3 separate regions of the Homo sapiens genome follow, and all the other regions are linked to region 1. The links are chromatin contacts, found by Hi-C or POLR2A ChIA-PET in ENCODE. All regions are on one chromosome and are shown on one strand. The core of a region is the stretch at or near the end of the contact, and the rest is flanking DNA. Distances in the headings are between cores, read along the strand shown. Region 1 has its middle 20 kb from the start of HLA-DQB1. Region 2 holds the start of BRD2 (bromodomain containing 2). Region 3 overlaps TSBP1-AS1 (TSBP1 and BTNL2 antisense RNA 1).

Region 1 (3,382 bases), core at 1-2,500:
GACTGTAGTCCTGGTTGTTGAGACCATGCATATTACTTTTCCCTTCATTAGAGGAGGACTACAGTTGATAGCCATTATTACGAGAGATGCCTCAGGAACAAATTAGAGGAAATACAACGATATCTTTTAGTACTTTTATGCATGGTAATGACCATCAGTAGACACTAAAACAATCAATCCAGCAAGGACAGGGTAAATAACTGTATAGACCTTTCTGGAATAGTTGTCTCTGTCACTCAAACAGAAAAACAAACTATACTAAATTCAGAGGATGAGGGGAATCAGGAGCGGCTTGTGATGGAGGGAGATGAATATTAGTTACAGCCATAATGACAACGTAGTGGACACTGTTGTAAATTTCACTAACCGTCTTGCCTTAATCTTCTAGATCACAATTGGCCACTTTTCCTGACCTCCCTATTTGAAGAAAAATTAAAGTATGTTAATTTTCACAGGAAAAAAAATGAGAGGCACCATATTAGAGTATGGCAGCTTGGATCCCTGAATCACCAGCTTGAGAAGAGCTACTCACAAATCATCAGTATCTTCCTACTGTTACATTAGTGAGTTATAAAATTCTACTGTATTTCAGCCTTCATACACTTTCAAGTCTAGTTATTGTAGCAGTCTGGCCTATTCTAATTAATATAAAAAGAAGAAATAATAATTGTAGAAAAAATTAAACAGAGAATATAACAATTTTAATGGTTTCTCCTGAGCTAGACTTACTTGAAATGGTCCTCATTTTTTGTTTTAGTATTACCAGAGATGTAAGACAGAATCTCACGAAAATATTCAAGCTGGTGGATGAGGCCAAATTAGGCAACTAGGTTGTGTGTCTGGAATTCAAACCATATTAAGTACTCCCTGCCCGCCTTTCTCCTATCCTTTAGAGCAGAGCCTGATTCTCACATATTGTCCCATAAGTCTATATCAATCAAATCAATTTTTATTATCCTGAAAGCACCTATGGAAATACTACCTTTTTTGAAGTTAAATACGAGCACTCTGCTCCATGCTGTTTTACTGATATTTAGAACTGTACAAACTTATATTCTTTACATTTGTGGGAAATTATTATATTGTAGATGAGCCTAAAATATTCTGTGAATCAAAACTTACTATAACAAGTTGTAAAGAACAGCTTTAGTGGAAAGTGTGTACATGAAACTAGCAACCAAACACTCAAAGCAAGAAGAATAATAACTAAGTGACCACAAAGGAAATTTTTTTAATCACATGCCTGGCTCTTGCAGGTGGAGAAGGTTGTCTTGCCCAAAGGAAGTGGTTACTAGACCAGAGTGTAACCAAATACGGGATGCTGCTTTAAAAAAAAAAAAAAAAAAAAGATTCACAGAAGTTGTGCTTGAGTTAAACCACTAAGTACTTTCCTTGCCAGCCAATGAGAAGAAGTGAAGCAGCATCATTTGTCTCTGGCTGACTGAGCCAGTAAGTCTGTTACAGAAAAAAAAAAAATCACTTAAAAGAGCAATAAACATAGAAAATATCAAAGCGTCTACTAGTCATGTGTGCAATCCACAGAAAAGAATAGAAGAAGTTTACTGAAGAAAAGTTTGATAAATAAAAGTACCACATTCTTGAACAAGACAATTTGTGTCAATTTTCCAAACAAAATACATAGACTTTGTGATGCTTTAATCTAAATATCAATAAGATAGTTTTGTTAACAAAATGTTTCTAATTTTTTTCAAGAATAATAAATATAAAAATAGCTATTGATAAAAATGAGGGGGTGTTGCTCTAGTAGATGCTTACAAATAATTATAAAGCTAAACAATTAAAACATGTTTCTACTGCCACTAAAAAAAAAAGTCAACTGTGGAACAACATTGACTGCACAGAAGCAGATCCAAATTTATGTTATGATTAACGAGATCGAAATTGTATTTATAGTAGTCTCCCCTTATTCATGGGGGATACACTGCAAGATCCCACAGTAGATGCCTGAAGCCACGGATTGTACCAAACCCTATACGTACTATGTTTTCATACACATACAAACCTATGATAAAGTGTAATTTATAAATTATTCACAGTCATAGATAAACAAAAACTAATAATAAAATAGAACAATTTTAACAATATACGGTAATAAAACTTAAGTAAATGGGGTCCCCTCTCTTTCTCAAAATGTCTTACTGTACTATACACCCCTATTTTCAAACTGTGATTAACCACAGATAACTGAAACTATGGAAAGTGAAACCATGGATAAGGTGGGGCTACCGTATTTTATTTCTAGAAGTTACTAAACTTTTGAGAAAATTTTGGGATGGGACATAAACATATTTCGAAGAAGCTTCCAGTGTTATAGTTTATATTCTTCATTTCTTTGAGGCACAGAAGAACCCATTTCACTCTTTTGGAGTCAATCCAGGTTTGTGGGGTAAAGGACTGTAGCTGATGAGGATTGGAAGTCCGTGAGATATAAGGGGTTAGGAGGCAAGTTTTTGCAATATACTTGAACAACATGGCACCTATGTGGAATGGAAGAGAAAGCAGCGTAGTGGTGAGGAAATTCTGGTGGGTGAAGACATTCTCAGGTGAAATTTTTAGAAGAAAAAGTTATTTTAAGAGAATTTTAAATCATTTTCCTTGGTATTAGAAACACAATTCTAATTCAATGTTTTTCAAGAGATTGCAATAATGGTTTGGAGTGTTTTAAATGGTGCACTGGGAAGTTTACTCTTGCTTGTTAAAGAATGCCACATTAGAACTGCTTTCAAGAACAGAACAAGTTATCCTGAATTTATGTTGGATAAATTTTTAAAAATGTAGTACATAATAAAAGTGGACTTTTTATTCAGTGGAATGAGGGAAATTTACTAAAAATGATGTTGGGTCTATTGGTTATTTAGTAGGAAAATAAAAAGAGCTCATACATACACACATACAGAGATGATATTGAGTTAGATTAAAAGTTTAAATGTAAATCAAGAAGGAACTCAAAATACAGAAAAAGATACATGTTAATATTTATTTTATTAAAAAGTGTTGGAATGATTTAAATAAAACAAAAGAAAGAAACCATATAGAAAAATATTGTTAGACTATATTTTTAAATCATCATAAATACAACCACAACTTAAATGAAAAATCAAGAGTTAATATGTGAAATGTATATCAATTTTTAAGCATTGCGCTATATTAAAAGAAAGTGCTTATAGTGCAGTACGTGAACCTTAAATGAGCAAAATATATTGTATTAGTTTTCTAGCCACTGTCACAGAAAATTAGTACAAATGCAGAAGCTTAGAACAAAACCCATTTATTACATCAGCTTTCTAAGTCAGAAGTCTAGGCAGAGCTCACCTGGGCTTTCTGCTTAGGATGTCACAAGACTCAAGTCACAGAGACATTG
Region 2 (3,653 bases), core at 604-3,103, 280 kb after region 1:
AGCTCAGGTGATAGAATTAGGACAGAAGGGTGAGTTGATGGATAGTTAAGAGGCAAAATTATGAGTCTGTAAGGGTGTGAGAAAAGGAAATCAAGAACAGGCTCCCAGATTACAGACTTTGTGGTTAAACAGCCACCATTACTCAGGACAACAGAAGAGAAAGAGCAGGTCTAGAGTGTATAGTGATTTCATCAATTTTGAACATACTGGTGTCTGAGAGTTATCCCAGTGGGAATATTTAGTAGAAAGTTTAGCTTAGAGAGCTGTCTGAACTAAAGATTCAGACTTCAGAGGCTTTGAGCCATGGAGTCAGATTACCTAGAGAAGTTGAACAAAATTAGAAGCAAACAAGAATCACAGCAAATATCAACACATAAAAAGGGGCTAAGGAAGAAAAATCTACTGAGACTGGAGAGGAACAGTTACACAAATAGGAAAAGAAACAAGTGAGAGTGGTATAGAAGTCAAGGGTAGAGAGAATGTCAGGAAGGAAACATGATCAAATGTCGAATGCCTCAGAGGTCAAATAAAGTGAGAACTGTAAAGTGCTTCCTGACTTTGCCAGTTAGGAGGTTCTTGGTGACATCTGCCAGAAAAGTTTTGGTGGTAGCAGCCTGACAGAGGTAGCTTGAAGAGTGGGGATGGGGAAAGAGAATGTGACAAAGAATTGAGATAGTAAGGATAATTTCAATTTCAGGTCTTGGCTGTGCAAGGAAGCCGAGAGACATGAGTCTCTAAGAGGGCACGATATTGAGAGGGTTGTTATCTTTCTGTCAGCGGGGAAACCAAGAGAAAAGTTTAAAAAGGTCAAAAGGGGGAGAAGGGAAGACAGCTTCCGGGTAACAGAGAAGGTTGACCAGGTCAATAGTAAAGGATTTCCTCAAACCGAAGGGAGGACCTCTAGTGAAATGAGAAAGGAATACACAATTGACCCAGTTTGCAGGTGGGAAATGGGAAGCCAGTTCTGCAAATTGGCCTTTCTGTTCTGTGAAGTGCCATCTGTCGGTGAGGAGAGATTAGGGTCTGCAGCGTGAAAATCTGGACCATACTCTGGGTAATCAAGGGAGAGGTTATCGGCTAATGACAAATTAAAGGCTTACTTTTTAGCTGGCAACTGAATCACCATAACATTTTATGTTACCAGTTCCAAAATTTTGGGGGGAATTCACTCAAGCTTGGGAGAGGAGAGATCATAACTTTAAGAGTATAAGAGGTTTAAACGGTCCACTACGAAATAAATAGAGAAGGAAAAGTTATCAGCTGGTAAATATCGTAGAAGGTAGAGCGGTCCAGGGACTCACAGGTCTCACTAAAGAAAAGTCTAGCGTAGGTTCACGGCACGGAGAGATTTTAAGGCTGCCTAAGACTAAAGCCAAATACGAAGTCCACATCTGCGGTCCGCACCTTATCTCTCCGCGCGGCAGGCGCGACGAGGGCGAGAAACTCCCTCTCCAGTGGTCGCACCACACGACACCAGGGAAGGGGCCCCTCTCTCCAGACCCTCATATCTCCAGGTCCAGGCCCCATTTTCCTCCGCTGACAGCTCAGCAGCGTGCGCTTCCGCTGGATTCAGGCCAGGACCAGCGAAGCCGCACCTTACACCCACCGAGGAGGAAACAAGCCTGGCCACCCGAGGCTACCCCGCTAGGCCGCGGGTAGTGGGGGAGGGGGCGCTGAGGCAGGAGGTCAGCACCCGGGCGCGGGCTCCCGCCCCACGAAAAGCGCGCGCTCCAAGCCCCGCCGCCGGAGATGCGGTTCCGGTCCGGACGCCTGCGCACTACGGCTCTCCCCGCAGCCTCTGGCCCTCCTTCCCCCTCCCCCAGTCAGGGCGCACCCTTGCGCCTGCGCTGTGTGTGTTCCTGGTCTGCGGCAGCCATGCTGAACTCGTATGGAGAGGCGAGTGGGGGGGACAGAGTCCAGGACTGCGGGATAGGAAGCTGGGGATATGGACAAGCAGCAGCGTTATAGCGCTCTGGGTTTCGGGACATAGGCCTGGGCCATGCGGCCCCCTTGGCCCCTTGGCGCGACCCCCAGGAACGTTCGGAAAGCTGGTCCTCGTGGCTGGGGGAAAGGCGGGGGGTGGGGGGGAAGCGGGCACGTGACCCCGGTCAGCCAATCTGGGTGCTGCTGACGTGGCCGCGCGGCCCCGATGCTCTCCCCACCCCCCCAGCCCGTTCGGGAAGGGAGGGGCTGGGGGCTACGCCCCCTCCCCCAGCACGGCTTCGTTTTCTGGGGGGGGGTTGACACCCCGGATTACATACCCCGTACCAAGCCGAGGGCAACTTTGGAGGCCCCCTGGAAGGCTTTAGGATCCAGGTGAGAAGGGGCCCTTGTGGGGCGGAGATGTCAGTCAAGTGCTTAACCAATGGTGGGGAGTCCGGGAGGGGGATTCTTGGGGTTCAGGAAAGAATCCTGAGAGTGGGAAGATTTGTCCTTCAAACCTTTTACAGCCAATGGGAGCGTGGAGGGGGGGCGAGCGGGAGAGGGCCATGGGGGGGGAGGGGAATGGCCAGCCTCATGCCTCCGTACCCATTGGAGGGCAAAGGGGTTAGGGGGCGGTGTGGCCCCCCCTATTCCATTCGTCCCCTGGGGGTACAGCAGCCGGGAGCCAGGTGAGAAGGGATCCATCGGCGGCCGAGGGAGGGGTGACCTGGCGGTGGGCTGAGGAGTGGTGGCTGTGGCCCCTACCCGTGGATGTGAATGCTTTAGGAGTTGGCCACCCATGTTGTGAACTGAGGTTGTTCCCAGGCGCCAACTTCCTTTCTCCCCAGAGCCTCTGGAGGGAGCATTGCTGTGCGCCCTTTGTGTCCGCGGTAGGGGAGCTCCAGTCGTCACACCGCAGGCTGGAGGTTACGCTTCGAGTCGCTTACCGAATTTGTGTGCATTCACGTGGACACGGCCTGTGGGGCCTTTTGCCCCTGTAGGGTCTTTACTGAGCACGTGTCTACTCCAGGCTGGGGTGCTTACAAGCTGAAAGCTTGAGGTCTGCTTAGGAACAGAAACCAGGCCCAAGGTGGGTGCTGGCAGTAGGGGGTCTAGACAGCATGGTCTGAGATGCGAGGGAGGCTCGGGACCTGGAATGATTTCACAGCTCCCAAGGTTTCGGGTTTCTCCAGGGTGGCCTCTTCCATCGCCTCCCTCATCCCCTCCCCCAGTCCTGAACAGTTCTCTCCTTGTGTACTGCGGGGGAGGGAACGGAAAGGAGGAAAGAGTTACTTTCCCAAATTACTGAGTAGCAGTAGCCTCCCTGGTGACTCATGTGGGGGAAGGGAGGATAGAGGATCGGGAGGCAGTGATTTTCCGGAATGCAGGGAATAAACGAGAGCAATGTCTGGCTGCCCTTTTCCTAAGGCCTAGTATTTTCTCAGCCTCCTAAGTTTTTATTCCATGGCCGGCCCCCTGATGGGCCTCTGTCCTGGCCTGCAGAGCCCCGGTGGAGAAAAGCAGATTTGGGAGGTTGGGCCGCTAGGGGGAGGGGAAAAGGCCTCTGCAAAGTTGCTGTGTCATTGCCCTCCATGCTGCAGCCACCCAAACGGGGCCGCTTGTACTTTTGGGGGCCAGGGCCTGATCCCTGGCTGGGGGAAGGGGACTCTGCTCTCCTGACGCTCATTTTCCCCCGCCCTCCCGGGGTTTGCCCTACTCGGGGGGTCAGA
Region 3 (4,208 bases), core at 287-2,786, 410 kb before region 1:
TTAATTAATTTTTGAGACAGGGTCTTACTATATTGCCTAGGCTGGCTTCAAACTCCCAGGCTCAAGTGATCCTCCTGCCCTGCCTCCTGAGTAGCTGGAATTACAGGTGTGTGGCGCCATGCCTTACTATTTATTTCTAAACACATTGCAGAACATGGAATTTAGGGAGGACAAATTTTGATGAATCAAATAGGTATAGTGATATGGGTAGAAGATTGGTTTACTTTATCATAATTCCTTAAATACATATTGTGTACTTGATTAATGAAATGTTAAAAATAAATGCTTAGATATCATTTGACATTAAATAACTCAATCACTAAGCATGAACTCCATATTTAAAAACTTTATAAAATTTTCAGAGCTCACACAGACAAAATTCCTTATTGTCATGATCACTACGTATAAGTTTGAGTTCTTTCTTACTTTTTTTTTTTGAGACAGAGTTTCGCTCTTGTCGCCCGGGCTGGAGTGCAATGGCGTGACTTCGACTCACTGCAACCTCTGTCTCCTGAGTTCAAGCGATTCTTCTGCCTCAGCCTCCCGAAGTAGCTGGGATTACAGGTGCCCGCCACCACACCCAGCTAATTTTTTTGTATTTTTAGTTGAGACGGGGTTTTACCATATTGGCCAGACTGGTCTGAACTCCTTATCTCAGGTGATCCACCTTATCTCAGGCGCCCCCCGCGATGCGGGGAGTGAGAGCCAGCCCCTCTTCCCTTGGGCCTCCCAAAGTGCTGGGACTACAGGCATGAGCCACAAAGCCCAGCCCTTTCTTACTCTTCATTACATTGTTGAGTATAGTATTAACTATCCTATCAACTGACATTTATATTGCCATTTAATCCAGTTTGATAATTTTTATTTTTAAAATGTGGCATTTCTTGTCCAACAGGAAAATATCACAATCCTAAATATATATGCACCTAACACTGGCGCTCCCAAATTTATAAAACAATTACTACTAGACCTAAGAAATGATATATACAGCAACACAATACTAGTGGGGGACTTTAATACGCCACTGACAGCACTAGACAGATCATTAAGACAGAAAGCCAACAAAAAAACAATGAATTTAAACTATGCCCTGGAACAAATAGACTTAACAGATATATACAGAACATTTTACCCAACAACTGCAGAATATACGTTCAATTCTTCAGCACATGGAACTTTCTCCAGGATAGACCACATGATAGAGCACAAAACAAGTCTCAATAAATTTAAGAAAACTGAAATTATGTTAAGCACTGTCTCAGACCACAGTGAAATAAAACTGGAAATCAGCTCCAAAAGGAACCTTTAAAACCACGCAAATACATGGAAATTAAATAACCTGCTCCTGAATGATCATTGGGTCAACAATGAAATCAAGATGAAAATTAAAAAATTATTCAAGCTGAATAACAATAGTGACATGACCTACAAAAACCTCTGGGATACAGCAAAGGCGGTGCTAAGAGGAAAGTTCTTAGCCCTATATGCCTACATCAGGAAGTCTGAAAGAGCACAAATAGACAACCTAAGGTCACACCTCAAGGAACTAGAGAAACAAGAACCAAGCCCAAAGCCAGCAGAAGAAAGGAAATAACCCAGATCAGAGCAGAGCTAAATGAAATTGAAACAAAAAAATACAGAAGTGAAACAAAAAGCTGGTTCTTTGAAAAGATAAATAAACTTGATAGACCATTGGCAAGATTAACCAAGAAGAGAGAAAATCCAAAGAAGCTCAAGTAGAAATGAAATGGGAGATAGTACAACTGACACCACAGAAATACAAAAGATCATTTGAGGCTACTATGAACACCTTTATGTGCATAAACTAGAAAACCTGGAGGAGATCGATACATTCCTGGGAAGAGAAAACCCTCCTACCTTAAATCAGGAAGAATTAGATACCCTGAACAGACCAATAACAAGCAGCAAGATTGAAATGGTAATAAAAAAATTACAAAAAAAAAAGTCCAGGGCCAGACGGATTCACAACTGAGTTCTACCAGACATTCAAAGAAGAATTGGTACCAATCCTATTGACACTATTCCACAAGATAGAGAAAGAAGGAATCCTCCCTAAATCATTTTATGAAGCCAGTATCATCCTAATACCAAAGCCAGGAAAGAACAAAAGAACATAACAACAACAAAAAAGAAAACTGAAGACCAATATCCCTGATGAACATAGATGCAAAAATCCTTAACAAGATACCAGCTAACCAAATCCAACAACATATCAAAAAGATAATCCACCATGATCAAGTGGGTTTCATAGCAGGGATGCAGGGATGGTCTAACATATGCACGTCAATAAATGTAATACACCACATAAACAATTAAAAACAAAAATCACATGATCATCTCAATAGACACAGAAAAAGCATTTGACAAAATGCAGCATCCTTTTATGATTAAAACTCTCAGCAAAATCAGCCTACAAGGGACATACCTCAATGTAATAAAAACCATGTATGATAAACGCACAGCCAACATAATACTGAATGGGGAAAAGTTGAAAGCATTCCCTCTGAGAATTGGAACAAGACAAGGATGCCCACTTTCACCACTTCAACATAGTACTGGAAGTCCTAGCCAGAGCAATCAGACAAGAGAAAGAATAAAGGCATCCAAGTTGGTAAAGAGGAAGTCAAACTGTCACTGTTTGCTGATGATATGATTGTATACCTGGAAAACCCAGAAGACTCCTCCAAGAAGCTCCTAGAACTGATAAAATAATTCAGCAAATTTCCTGGATACAAAATTAATGTACACAAATCAGTAGCTCTCCTGTACACCAACAGTGACCAAGCTGAGAATCAAATCAAGAACTCAACCACTTTTTACAATAGCTGCAACAAACAAACAAACAAATCACACAATCAAAAAAACTTAGGAATATACCTAACCAAGGAGGTGAAAGACCTCTACAAGGAAAACTACAAAACACTGCTGAAAACAATCATAGATGACACAAACAAATGGAAACACACCCCATGCTCGTGGATGGGTAGAATCAATATTGTGAAAATGACCATACTGCCAAAAGCAATCTACAAATTCAATGCAATTCCCATATAAATACCAGCATCATTCTTCACAGAACTAGAAAAAAAAATCCTAAAATTCATATGGAACCAAAGAAGAGCCCAAATAGCCAAAGCAAGGCTAAGGGAAAAGAACAAATCTGGAGGCATCACATTACCTGATTTCAAACTATACTGTAAGGCCATAGTCACCAAAACAGGATAGTACTGGTATAAAAATAGGGACAAAGACCAATGGAACAGAATAGAGAACCCAGAAATAAACCCAAATACTTACAGCCAGCTGATCTTTGACAAAGAAAACAAAAACATAAAGTGGGTAAAGGACACCCTATTCAACAAATGGTGCTAGGATAATTGGCAAGCCACATGTAGGAGAATGAAACTGGATCCTCATCTCTCACCTTATACAAAAATCAACTCAAGAAGGACTAAGGACTTAAATCTAAGACCTGAAACTATAAAAATTCTAGAAGGTAACATTGGAAAAACCCTTGTAGACATTGGCTTAGGCAAGGATTTCATGACCAAGAACCAAAAGCAAATGCAATAAAAACAAAGATAAATAGCTGGGACTTAATTTAAGAGCTTTTGCATGGCAAAGGGAATAGTCAGCAGAGTAAACAGACAACCCACAGAGTGGGAGAAAATCTTCACAATCTATACATCTGACAAAGGACTAATATCCAGAATCTACAACAAACTCAAGCAAATTAGCAAGAAAGAAAGAAACAATCTCATCAAAAATTGAGCTAAGGACATGAACAGACAATTCTCAAAAGAAGATATACAAATGGCCAACAAACATATGAAGAAATGCTCAGCATCACTAAGGATCAGGGAAATGCAAATCAAAACCACAGTGTGATACCACCTTACTCCTGCTTCTCTGAATCAGGGTTTTTCTAAAGAAATCTTTCAGAATCAGCAAAAGTGGGGATGACCCAGGCATCTTGATTTGCAAAGTCACAAAACTAAGTTGTCAATTATCACTGTAGATGAGCAACTCATCTTTTTAAAGTATAGTTACTGAACTGATTCTGAGAAATCTTTAGAGAGAAAAAACTCAACAGTACAAATTAACTAATTGGGAAAGTTAGAATGTCCTTTCTGAATTTTTCATTAAAAAATTACATTATCTGAAATAACATACAGCTACTAAACTGC

What was found. A loop is a pair of places that touch in the nucleus more often than their neighbours do. ChIA-PET counts read pairs that join two places held with the same protein, here RNA polymerase II (POLR2A). Pooled maps may share reads with other maps.
Region 2: a loop to region 1 is called in a pooled map, with 4 times the contacts of the local background. The contact joins the promoter of BRD2 here to the enhancer-like site in region 1. A Hi-C loop is called at or near these places in 3 of 37 single-sample maps with no recorded cell type and 4 of 50 pooled maps. POLR2A ChIA-PET finds 5 or more read pairs at or near these places in 5 of 52 experiments (GM12878, HEK293, T-cell and 2 more).
Region 3: a loop to region 1 is called in a map of B cell, with 2.7 times the contacts of the local background. The contact joins two enhancer-like sites. A Hi-C loop is called at or near these places in 1 of 168 maps with a recorded cell type or tissue (B cell), 2 of 37 single-sample maps with no recorded cell type and 4 of 50 pooled maps.

The regions. Positions count from the first base shown.
Region 1 is chr6:32,684,506-32,687,887 of GRCh38, forward strand. No RefSeq gene overlaps it. Among named protein-coding and RNA genes, the nearest start is that of HLA-DQB1, 20 kb to the left of the region's middle. Within about 2 kb of position 1,251, at least 3 of the 41 ENCODE cell types and tissues checked have a DNase peak (open chromatin) inside an H3K27ac peak, as active enhancers do; they include B cell, where a contact is called at or near this core.
Region 2 is chr6:32,966,741-32,970,393 of GRCh38, forward strand. BRD2 (bromodomain containing 2) reads left to right here and starts at 1,854. Exons shown (of 13, transcript NM_005104.4): 1 at 1,854-2,316. It overlaps LOC124901302 (a long non-coding RNA gene), which reads right to left and starts at 1,781. Exons shown (of 3, transcript NR_190904.1): 1 at 1,405-1,781. RefSeq lists enhancers at 931-1,470, 2,769-3,653, 3,087-3,625.
Region 3 is chr6:32,270,040-32,274,247 of GRCh38, forward strand. The region is part of intron 1 of TSBP1-AS1 (TSBP1 and BTNL2 antisense RNA 1); the gene reads left to right. Among named protein-coding and RNA genes, the nearest start is that of TSBP1-AS1, 17 kb to the left of the region's middle. Within about 2 kb of position 1,537, at least 3 of the 41 ENCODE cell types and tissues checked have a DNase peak (open chromatin) inside an H3K27ac peak, as active enhancers do; they include B cell, where a contact is called at or near this core.